2 separate regions of the Mus musculus genome follow, and region 1 is linked to region 2. The links are chromatin loops, found by intact Hi-C in ENCODE. Cell type or tissue: heart. All regions are shown on one strand. Region 1 overlaps Gm30757 (a long non-coding RNA gene). Region 2 overlaps Ido2 (indoleamine 2,3-dioxygenase 2).

Region 1 (5,000 bases), 150 kb before region 2:
GGGTAAAGGGCACATGGTCTGTGTACCTCAGGAGGAATAGGATGCCAGTGGATGCTGAGTGGGCCAAGGATGGTGGCAGAGGCACTGTGGAATGACTGGCACCTCCAAGATCTGTTGATGCTGCCTCCCAAACCATCTCTAAAATCTAACTGCTAGGTCCATCTCCATTTCTACCATCTCCAATCTAGTCAGCAACAGTAACTACTTTTGAGACTCACTCTGTATGCTGTTGCTACCCTCTAGTAGAAAGAAAGCTGGAATGGCCTTTTAAAAGCACAAATTAAGCCAAGCATAGAGACATACTCCTTTAGTCCCAGCACTTGGGAGGCAGAGGCAGGCAAATCTTTATGTGTTCAAGGCCAGCCAGACTCACATCACACACACACACACACACACACACACACACACACACACACACACACACACACACACTCACACACACACACACACACACACACACACACACACACACACAAATTCACACATGTATACATGCACATGCACATGCACATGCACACATGCCCAAATATTCCTTCCTCCAGCTTGACACTCCCTAGTGGCGTTGTTCATACCACTCCACCATGCACCTTCTGCAGACTCCTCTGGACACTCAGACTTCTCACAGCTCTCTTCTTCAGTAGCCATTCTTGTCCCTGTTGGCTGGTCTGGTCTAGCATTGCTTTGATCTATCTGTCTAGAATCTGCTCTACTTCAATACCATGGTCTTGTTTCAGAATCACAGCCATACATCCTGTGCCCTTCTGTGCAGAGTTCGATGAATGGCTTACTTACAGGTCTTGCCTATAGAAGCTATAAAATTTCAAAAATTTCCCCCAAATAACTATGAAATTACATGACTCTAATACTTCAAGAAAGGAAAATATTCTTAAACATTGGTACTAAAATCCATACCTTAATTTTAACTTCATTTTTATTCCAAACTATAGTTTATTTGTTGGTTTGTTTATGTTTGTTTACTTAGTAGATTTTTAAAGGTATAATTTTACTATGTATTCCAGGCTGGCCTTTAACTCTCTATGGAGTCTTGGCTGACCTGACTGGAGATCATCCTGACTCGGCCTCTCCGTGCTGAGATTACAGCTGTAGCCCTGCAAGCATCTTGGCTGCTGCATTAACGTAACTCTAAATATCGTTTTAGGTATTTTTAGGTATAGTGCTAAGTGACACAAAGCATGATCATGTTCATATCGATCGTCATCTAACTTCAAAGCTTCTCTTTCTAAAATGCAGCTCCAGAGCCATTCACCTCTGCACTTCCTTTCAGTCCCAAACTGAGGTTCCTGCCTCTGTATGCTTTACTCAGGCCAATGGGACACAGCAGGGTTTGCCTTTTATGGTTGACTTATTTCCCTCAGTATGGTATCTTCAGGACTCACCCAGGTCTGCTGCGTGTCGGAATGCTAAGGCAGAATCACAGTTCAGTTGTATGTATAAGTCTTTGGAATTCATTGATCCATGATGTGTGTACTGCCCTTATCTTTGGCTAATGTATGATAATAAGTGTGTGTGTGTGTGTGTGTGTATGTGTGTGTGTGTGTATGTGTATGTGCACTCATGCACACACTAACAAATGCTCAGCCTCTGATGTGTGTGCATGTGTGTATGTGTATGTATGTGTGTGCATGTGTGTATGTATATGTGTGTATGTGTGTGTATGTGTGTATATGTGTGTATGTGTGTATATGTGTGCATGTGTGCATGTGTATATGTGTGTGCATGTGTGTGCATGTGTGTATGTATATGTATGTGTGTGCATGTGTGTATGTGTGTGTATGTGTGTGTGTATGTATATGTGTATATATGTGTGCATGTGTGCATGTGTATATGTGTGTGCATGTGTGTGCATGTGTGTATGTGTGTGTATGTGTGTGCATGTGTGTGTGTGTGTGTGTGTGTGTGTGTGTGTGTGTATGTGTATGTGCACTCATGCACACACTAACAAATGCTCAGCCTCTGCTCTCAGTTCTCAGGGTGCAAAACCAAAAGTTGGATTGCTGAGCCATATGGTCATTCTATAGCAAAGCTTTTAAATAACCGCCATGCTGTTCTGCACGTTGTCTACCTAGAGTGGACAAGGAGTCTACTTTCTTGGTGTACTTGGTGACACCTACTTACCACTCCTGTTACTGTTTTATTGTAGCTACCCAAATGGCCACAAAGTCCACACACCGTTTATGGATTCTGTTGTAATATAGGAACAAGAGAAATTCCACTTAAGTCTTGTTCCTTGTGTCACAGAAGGGCTGGCTGGCCCAAGTCAGGTAACTCATACAATGTCACACAGAATGGAGCTAGACCGTTGAAGCCAGCCCCCTTTATCCCCACCTGTCTACGAGTCTCTTAGACACTCAATACAGAAATGGAGAATAAAACATGATAAATACCAGGATTTGGGATTCGTCTGGGGTAGTGATGAGATTTTGTGATGGAATCCTTGACTTGTATGAACTTTCTAATAAAATCAGATAGGCTTCATTCAGAAAGGCTGGTGAGCCTCAGTGAGCCTTGGTCTCCTCCTCATCAAAATGGAGATGACAATACTTGCCTGCCAGGAGTGTTGTAAAGGTTAAATGAAATTATAAATCATCCTGTATAGTCCTGATATTATACCTAATCACTTTTTTAAAAAGTGATAGTTGCCTAGTATTTGCTAATTTGACTTGTTTTTTGATGATAGAGCCTTCCTTGGTTTGGCTTTAGCTTATTTCTGGTAGTTTCTTTCCAGTTTAGGGAGGGTTCTAGCAAAAGGTCAGAGGAACAACGGCAGCAGATGGACTTCCTGAACCGTGTGCCAAAGGGTTCCTCGTCCGCCTTCAGGCTGCAGCCTCCACCCTCCACACAGCATAGAGAAGCTCAAGGACAGACCCAGACATTGTAACTGGACCTTCCTGAGCACTCCCCGGGGCAGACTCCAAGTCTGACGCAGAAAATGTGCTGCGCTCATCACCGCAGCTGCCCAAGGTGGAGCCTATTGTCAAGGTTCTTCATGTAACAAAAAGAGGAAAGGGCCTATCAAGGCATTTCCTGCTCACAGGAGCCGTGAGCTTCCATTAATTCTTTGTCCTGAGTCAGTCTGTCTCCCCTAGGCCAGCCCCGCGGCAGACCTGCAGTCCCCTAGAACAGAACAGGCAGTTAATTTTAAAACCTTTTCAGGAGGTTAACAAGGGAACAAGTTCGGAGGTCAGGTGACACCACCTACACTTTCCATATGGAGAACGACACAGAGACAGTACAGTTGTTCAGAAACCTGCTGAAACTTGCTAACTGCATTGCTGCTGGCACAGATGTGTGAGGACAGGAGGGAAGTCTTTACCTGTTTTTTAATAGACGCTTTCTGAACACTGCTTCAGTCTATACACGCATTAAGTCTATGCTCGTATTATGGAAGGATGATCTAGGCATAAAGGCAGAAGGTTGAGAACTGCGTCAGTTAGCCATGAGGTGAGTTTAAAATCCCCAAATGAATGATGGGAGTTTCACCAACTAATCTAATGTCTTTTCTTGGGGAAGGCCTGGATTCCTAGAGCTGTAGGGTGAGTTATTCAGAGTATGCATGGTAAGGAGTTAATCTCACAGAGGATCCAGCAATGAGCCAGACAAGGAGGAAGAAGCCAAGTGATGTGTAGATGGCAGTGCTGTGGGTGAGCACCAAACGCTAATCTGAGACCAAAATTTAAAAATTATAAAAAATAAAAAGGTAGAAATCAAGACATCATGACCAAGTGTCTGAAAGAGGTCACCATAAGTCATCCAGCTACCAGCTGACCACAGAGGCACCAGAGAGCCAGCAGACAGTGACACTGACCCAGATCAGAAGAAAGCACTCAGGCAAACACGGAGTTTGTACTAAGCACAGTAGTGTTCGCCTCCAGCTACTACGTGTTGGATTGATCTGGTACATGTGATGTCTGTATGTCTCAGGGGTCAGGAGGGAAGCTCTGCTGTGCAAAGTCCTTCAGAGCTTGCCAAGGTAGGGTGAACGCCCTCAGGTCTCTCCGTCTCCCTTCCCCTCCACTTTATTTCACCCTGATTTTTAGTGGTTCAGTTTCTCCCATTAATTAGTAAATCAGGAGTCACTGTTTTATATTACAGATGGTGTGTTGTGTTAGCGTGATTGTCTTCCCGAGTCAAGCTGCAGTCCCCAGAATCTTGGGATCCTGCTCTTTCTTAGCTTAGCTGCAGGGCTCTCTATCAGATACAGCTCAGGCTGGCCCAAGCAGCCACTGCACCTCATTTGCCCTGTGTTTTCACAGAGCTTTCTGAAAGCAACAGCGAAAATTCAAAGTAAAACTCAATCCTTTTACACCTGTTTCAAAAAACAAGAAACTAATGTAAAGAGATGGGTGAGAGGAAGCAGATTTGAAATCCATAGATATAGACCCATTGATATCTTTCAGGAATAAAAAAAAATTTACATTCTAGACTAGATCTTCAAATGTGAAAGAAAAAGACACTTGTTCATGACTGTAAGAAGCTTTAAGCCAAAAAATCAGATATTCCAATTGCCATTTTGCCTATATAATGTTCAACAATTAACTAACTGATTTATTTTAACCAAGTTATCTTACTAAATGATTATTTAGGATAACACAGTATGATATATATATATGTGTGTGTGTGTGTGTGTGTGTGTGTATGTGTATATATAAGATATACTATAAAGAAATTATACAAATATTACATTTCCCCCAAAGTAAAATCAAAGCTTGGTTGGTAAAACATTAGCAAGCCTTCCCTCTCCAGTTCCCACACTACTTAAACACAGATTATGGAGCTGCCTAAGCCATTCCATTGATTCTGAAATCCTTCCCCTATAAGGTAAGATATATAGAGTTACTTCTGTGGTCAGCACAACCTTTTCCTCGTTGAGAAACTTCCTTGCCTCCGTCATGCTCAACTGAATGAAACGCCCAGGCTGCGACAGGTTGTGATAGGACTCCAACTGGAAGAAGCCAGGACACAGTGTTCAGCTGTCTTAG
Region 2 (5,000 bases):
GCTGAGTCAGGGAAGGAGGGGGGATTGGGCTAGCAGAGGGAGAAGAGAAGGCAGTTGGTATGGAAGATATGGTTGTTACCGTTTGGAGTGGCTAGTCTTGGGAGAATGGGGAGAAGGAATTGTTTAAGAAGACTGTTGGGAAATTGAGGGTGGAAGGGTTGGAAGAAGTGTTTGAAGCAGAGGGCTGGAAACTTGGGGACAGGCTGGCATGGAGTTCAGAGAACTGGTTACTGTTCTAAAATAGCTAGCCATTTTACGGCTGTGCTAGGAAACCAATAGATCTTGGGCGAGAGCCTCCTGTATTAGACACGTATTTTCCAGGGCTGATTTAGCATCCCATCCTCAGCGTGTGTCCTGTCCTTGCTCCCGGATTGTCTTAAGTCTCTTTGCAGCATAAGCGTCTTGCTAGAAGAGAGTGAACCTTTTTGGTTGGTTGTTTCACCCTTTAAAACTCTGCTTTCCAAGTTGGGCTTGGCTTGTCCCACTTGCTGAGGCCTTCTGGGTTTCAAACCCAAGAGGAAAGGCTGAGGTGCCTACTTAGCATATCAAAGCCGCCTACAAGTTCTCGGGAGTTACAAAGACCCACTGGCTGACAAACCCTGCCCCAACCCTAAACTTCTCTAGCCTGGGGGCTGGGCTGCCCTTTTCTCTTCCCTCTCCTCAAGTGGTTCACGGTCATGACCACTCTGGATTTCCCTAGCTGTCCTTGCCTCTGGCTATGATCTCCCGGGCTACAGTACCTACAAGCAGCCAGGCCCTTTCCTCTGTCTTCCTTCCTCTCTTTTCTTTTCTTTTCTTTTCTTTTCTTTTCTTTTCTTTTCTTTTCTTTTCTTTTCATTTCTTTTCTTTTCTTTTCTTTTCTTTTCTTTTCTTTTCTTTCTTTCCTTCCTTCCTTCCTCCTTCCTTCCTTTCTTTCTTTCTTTCTTTCTTTCTTTCTTTCTTTCTTTCTCTCTTCCTTTCTTCCTTCCTTTCTCTCTCTCTTTCTGTCTGTCTTTCTTTCTTTCTCTTCTTCCTTCCTCCCTTCTTTTCCTGTCTTTTGTTTTTCTCTTTCCTTTTTTTTTCCTTTCTTTTTTTCTTTTTTTCCCTTTCTTTTCTTTTCTTTTCTTTTCTTTTCTTTTCATTTTTTAATTCATCTGTGCAGAAACCTGGGACTAGTCAAGTCCTTTAACTTTTTATTTTATTTTTTTATTTTTTTAATTCAAGCCTGATTACCTGTTTCCCCATGACTTTCCTCCATTTTTCTTTTTCTCTTTCTTTCTTTCTCTCTTTCTTTCTTTCTTTCTTTTTCTTTTTCTTTTTTTTTTTTTTTTGTTGTTGTTCTTTAATACTGGCACAAGGACAAACCCCATTCTTAAGATATTACAGTCTCTCTTATTTCCATACACATTTTCCAGCCTTGATCAAGATTAACCATTTTGCAATCTGGCCTCTTTGTCTCTACTACAGACTCTGGATTCATTGTGTTTCAAGTCCCCTATCTGACTAGTCTGATGTGTCCAGAGATCATCAGTGGCAACCTCATATTTCAGGACAATGTTAGACCTCTTCCTTTTTGTCTTATCTGAAAAATACAGATGTCCGTGGCAATTAATTTCCTATCCGGTCTTCTCTCCAGCTGTGGCCCAATGCTTCAACCAAGTGCTTAGAATTTCTGAATGAGAAGGGACATGTTGGTTTTTCCCTGGAGGTTGTCCTCTCTCATTGCCATTCCTGTCAGTCTTGTGTCTACCCCTACGTTACATGTGCAACGTCTCCTGACTGTCAGGTCCAAAGGAAACTCCAGTTCCCCAAACTCCAAAAGGCAGTCTGTATGTCCAGAAATGAGCTTCACCTGGACTACAGGAGGATTTCTGGGGGTTAGATAAAAAGCCAGCTTTCCTCAGGGACTTGTGACACTGGTTTCCCTCTACCTAAAGGAATGTTTTCCCTTACCTCTTGCAGAAGGGACATGTGGTCACCAGTGGCCTCCAGTCACCTATCACAAGTACCTGCTGTACATCTCAAAGCCCCTGCTAGCATCTGTCCCTTCTCAGCTCTTCCCCTCCACTCACTCCACTCCCTCCAGCTCACAGGATCTCCCCTCCCCAACTCTTTCTTCTTAGAACCCTGCTGTCATTGCTAACTTCTCTCCATCCACCCCCCCAACCCCTTCCTGCTTCTCTCACTAGGTTTTCTCTATTCTCTGACTTCTGTTGTTCTTCCTTTCCTCCCAGGTAGCCTTGGCCATGTCCAGTCTGGTGGCCATCTTCAGTCTGCTTTCTCTATCTACTACGGAATCGTCCAGAGGCCTCTGCCTCTGGGTGCCTCTCTCTCTCTCTCTCTCTCTCCCTCTCTGATCTACTTTCCCCTTAAGCATGGAGTGGGCATGTCATCAGTTTATTTATTTTCGCACTTAGGAGTCTCTATTGGCCGTGGCACCTTCACGGCTGACTTTGCTGGCTTGTGCTCCCTGTCTGGCATTCTCTGGCTTGTTCTCCCTATCTGGCCTTCCCAGCGTACAGCTCTTGGGTCTAGAGTCTGAATAAACAGGGTGGGGCTCTGGCATCTGGATTGTTTGTTGAAACTCCCCTAAAGGTCTCACCCCACAGCCCAGGACCCACTGCTCTAACCTGCCCTGCCCTTAGTGCTGTGAGAGGAAATGACTCAAGTAGCAGTCACATTGTGTTTAGGAAGGGTGTTAAATCAATTTTCAGAGTGGGCCTGGCACTTGGGGTCATAGCTCTGCTGCAGGCCAGCCTCTTGCTGCCTCCTCTTAACTGCCTCCTCTCCTGCAAACTGATTTCCTCACATTCTTCATCTGAAAAAGATGTCTTGTCCTCCCAAATATACACAGAGGACAGATGTCTTAGCAAAGAATTCTTGTGGTATTTTTACAGATTCGAGGAGCAAAGTTCCATAGAGACACTAAAAATTGGAAGTCTTTGAATTGATAGAAACAGCTGGATAGGGTAATTTATACCCTTGAACTTGCTAGCCAGCTAGGTTTTCTTAAGTGAGACTTTCTGAAAGAGATGGGGAAGGTCTGCCACCTACCACTTGCCCTTGGCCCAAGAAGAACAGGTCTTGGCTATGCCCTAGGGCACTGGACTGGGCCAAACCCACTGTTCTTTCCCAACCAGTGTAAAGTTGCAGGACTGTTTGTCCAGTGAAGTCGAACTGAGTCTGTCTTGACCTTTGGAGCAGCCAGGACCTGATCCTAGTCAAGGTTTCTTCCTCTTCCTTTAACAAAAAAGACATTGAAAACCATCACTTGAATGAAAGAAAATTGAAACAGAAAGAATCATATTGAAATTACTGGGCTATAAATGAGTAGCTGGGTGGGACAGGGAATATTTCCTTTCTGTGTGAACAGCACTAGGGACCTCTTTTAAGGGGTACCCATCCATCACACCATACCATAGAACCTTTCTAACAAATAGGGGGGAAACTTGATGTTGCTATTGTGTCTTATCTGTATGTCTGCCTGGTCCCAGTATTTACAAAGAGGAAAGCAGCCCAGAAAGCCCCAGAGCTATGGCCTGCCCTGATATTCGTTCCCCTGCTTGGCAGTGTTCTCTTTCCAAACTCAGGACACATGCCCAGTAATGACAAGGGTGTATCTGCCATCAGCCCTTCCTCTCCTGTAAACTTGGAAGGATGGGAATACGCTGGACTGAGACCACACACCCAGAATGGAGTGTGCCTTGTGGTGTTTCGATTAGTTGAGAGTTTGATTGTGTCTCTGTTTTGAGACAGAGTCACAGGATCTAGCTGTGTGTAGTTCAGGCTCAGATCCTCCTACCTTCAAAATACACACACACACACAGAGATAGACAGACAGACAGACAGACAGAGACAGAAAGACAGAAACAGAGAGAGACAGAGAGACAGAAAGACAGAGAGACAGGGAGACAGGGAGAGAGAGACTATGAAAGATCCGTTGACAGTACAGAGGACCCTTTTAGGGAAGCACTCTTAGAATACACACACACACACACACACACACACACACACACACACCCTCAGCAAATCCCCTGAGGGCTCTCGAACCAATTCCGAGAACAAAGGAGAAATCTGACTTTTAATAACTTTACGAGGCACCAGGAAGTCATGTCAGACACTTTAGTTTATAGCAGGGCCTGCGTGACAAGGAGCACAGAGGAGCCGGGAGCCGTCGGCTGCAAGCTATCATGTCAGAGTACAGTCTGCTTCCTAACTGTCCGTGAGAGAGCAGCAGGAAGGCCTGGCTTGATTCAAGCTGTGAGATCTGGCCCTGGTTCTAATGACTAACCCCTAACCTGGACAGCTTGCAGATGTCTATGACCGATGTCGTAGCTGACATCTTTCTGTGGAGAACTTAGTTCTCTTCAATTAGATCCCTCCAGTACCGTTCAACACAAAAGGATCTGCTGTGGGAGTTCAGCTATGGTCCCAGCAGTAAGGAAGTGGAGGCAAGTGGCCAGCCTGGGCTACATAAATCAATATTCTCTGTTTCAAAACAACAAGAGTCTCACTGTGATAGGTGTTTGAGACCCTGATATTTTTAATCACAAGTAAGAGAGGAACTAGGTGAGTTGGTGCTGATCAGCAGTTACCGCGACTGCAACATCGGGTCCCTGGACTTTTAACTCAGTGGCCTTCACCCTCCCTTAGGTACGGTCAGTTTTTAAAAGATGCCAAAAGCATGGGCTTTGCCACTAGCACTTTGCCGGCATATGTCTCCCAAGCCCAGACTACACTTAACAAGAGCAGGTATACTAGAGACTGCTGTGCAGTTGGACTGAAAGTCAGGCCTGCTTGTTTTCCAACATTCCTCACGAGTATCGGAAATTCCCGATAACATCTAATCTTCTTACTGGCTCTAAAAACATTGCAGGTCTCCCATTATCTCTGCTGTCACCAGCAAGTAAGATAAACTGGTTTGCATCAACACAGAAGGCTAAGCCCTTTGGCTGCTTAGGTCTGGGATGCATGGCGAACCTGTCTCCAAAGCAGAGTGGATATACAGTGGGGCCACTCCA

The links. Peaks named below come from ENCODE experiments on the same cell type or tissue, not always from the same donor. Only the 100,000 strongest peaks of a DNase experiment are listed, where the experiment ranks them.
Region 1: a loop joins it to region 2, with 8 times the contacts of the local background. A loop is called at or near these places in 2 of 42 quality-filtered maps.

Annotation. Positions count from the first base shown.
Region 1 is chr8:24,424,799-24,429,798 of GRCm38, forward strand. It overlaps Gm30757 (a long non-coding RNA gene), which reads right to left. Exons shown (of 3, transcript XR_001778533.1): 3 at 4,640-5,000. Among named protein-coding and RNA genes, the nearest start is that of Gm30757, 3.8 kb to the right of the region's middle. In heart, no CTCF peak of the experiment used is centred here; DNase peaks (open chromatin) are centred at 2,933, 3,923 and 4,963; H3K27ac peaks cover 997 bases.
Region 2 is chr8:24,570,796-24,575,795 of GRCm38, forward strand. All of the region lies in intron 1 of Ido2 (indoleamine 2,3-dioxygenase 2), which reads right to left. Among named protein-coding and RNA genes, the nearest start is that of Ido2, 3.0 kb to the right of the region's middle. In heart, no CTCF peak of the experiment used is centred here; DNase peaks (open chromatin) are centred at 1,686, 2,576, 3,616 and 4,106; H3K27ac peaks cover 1,662 bases.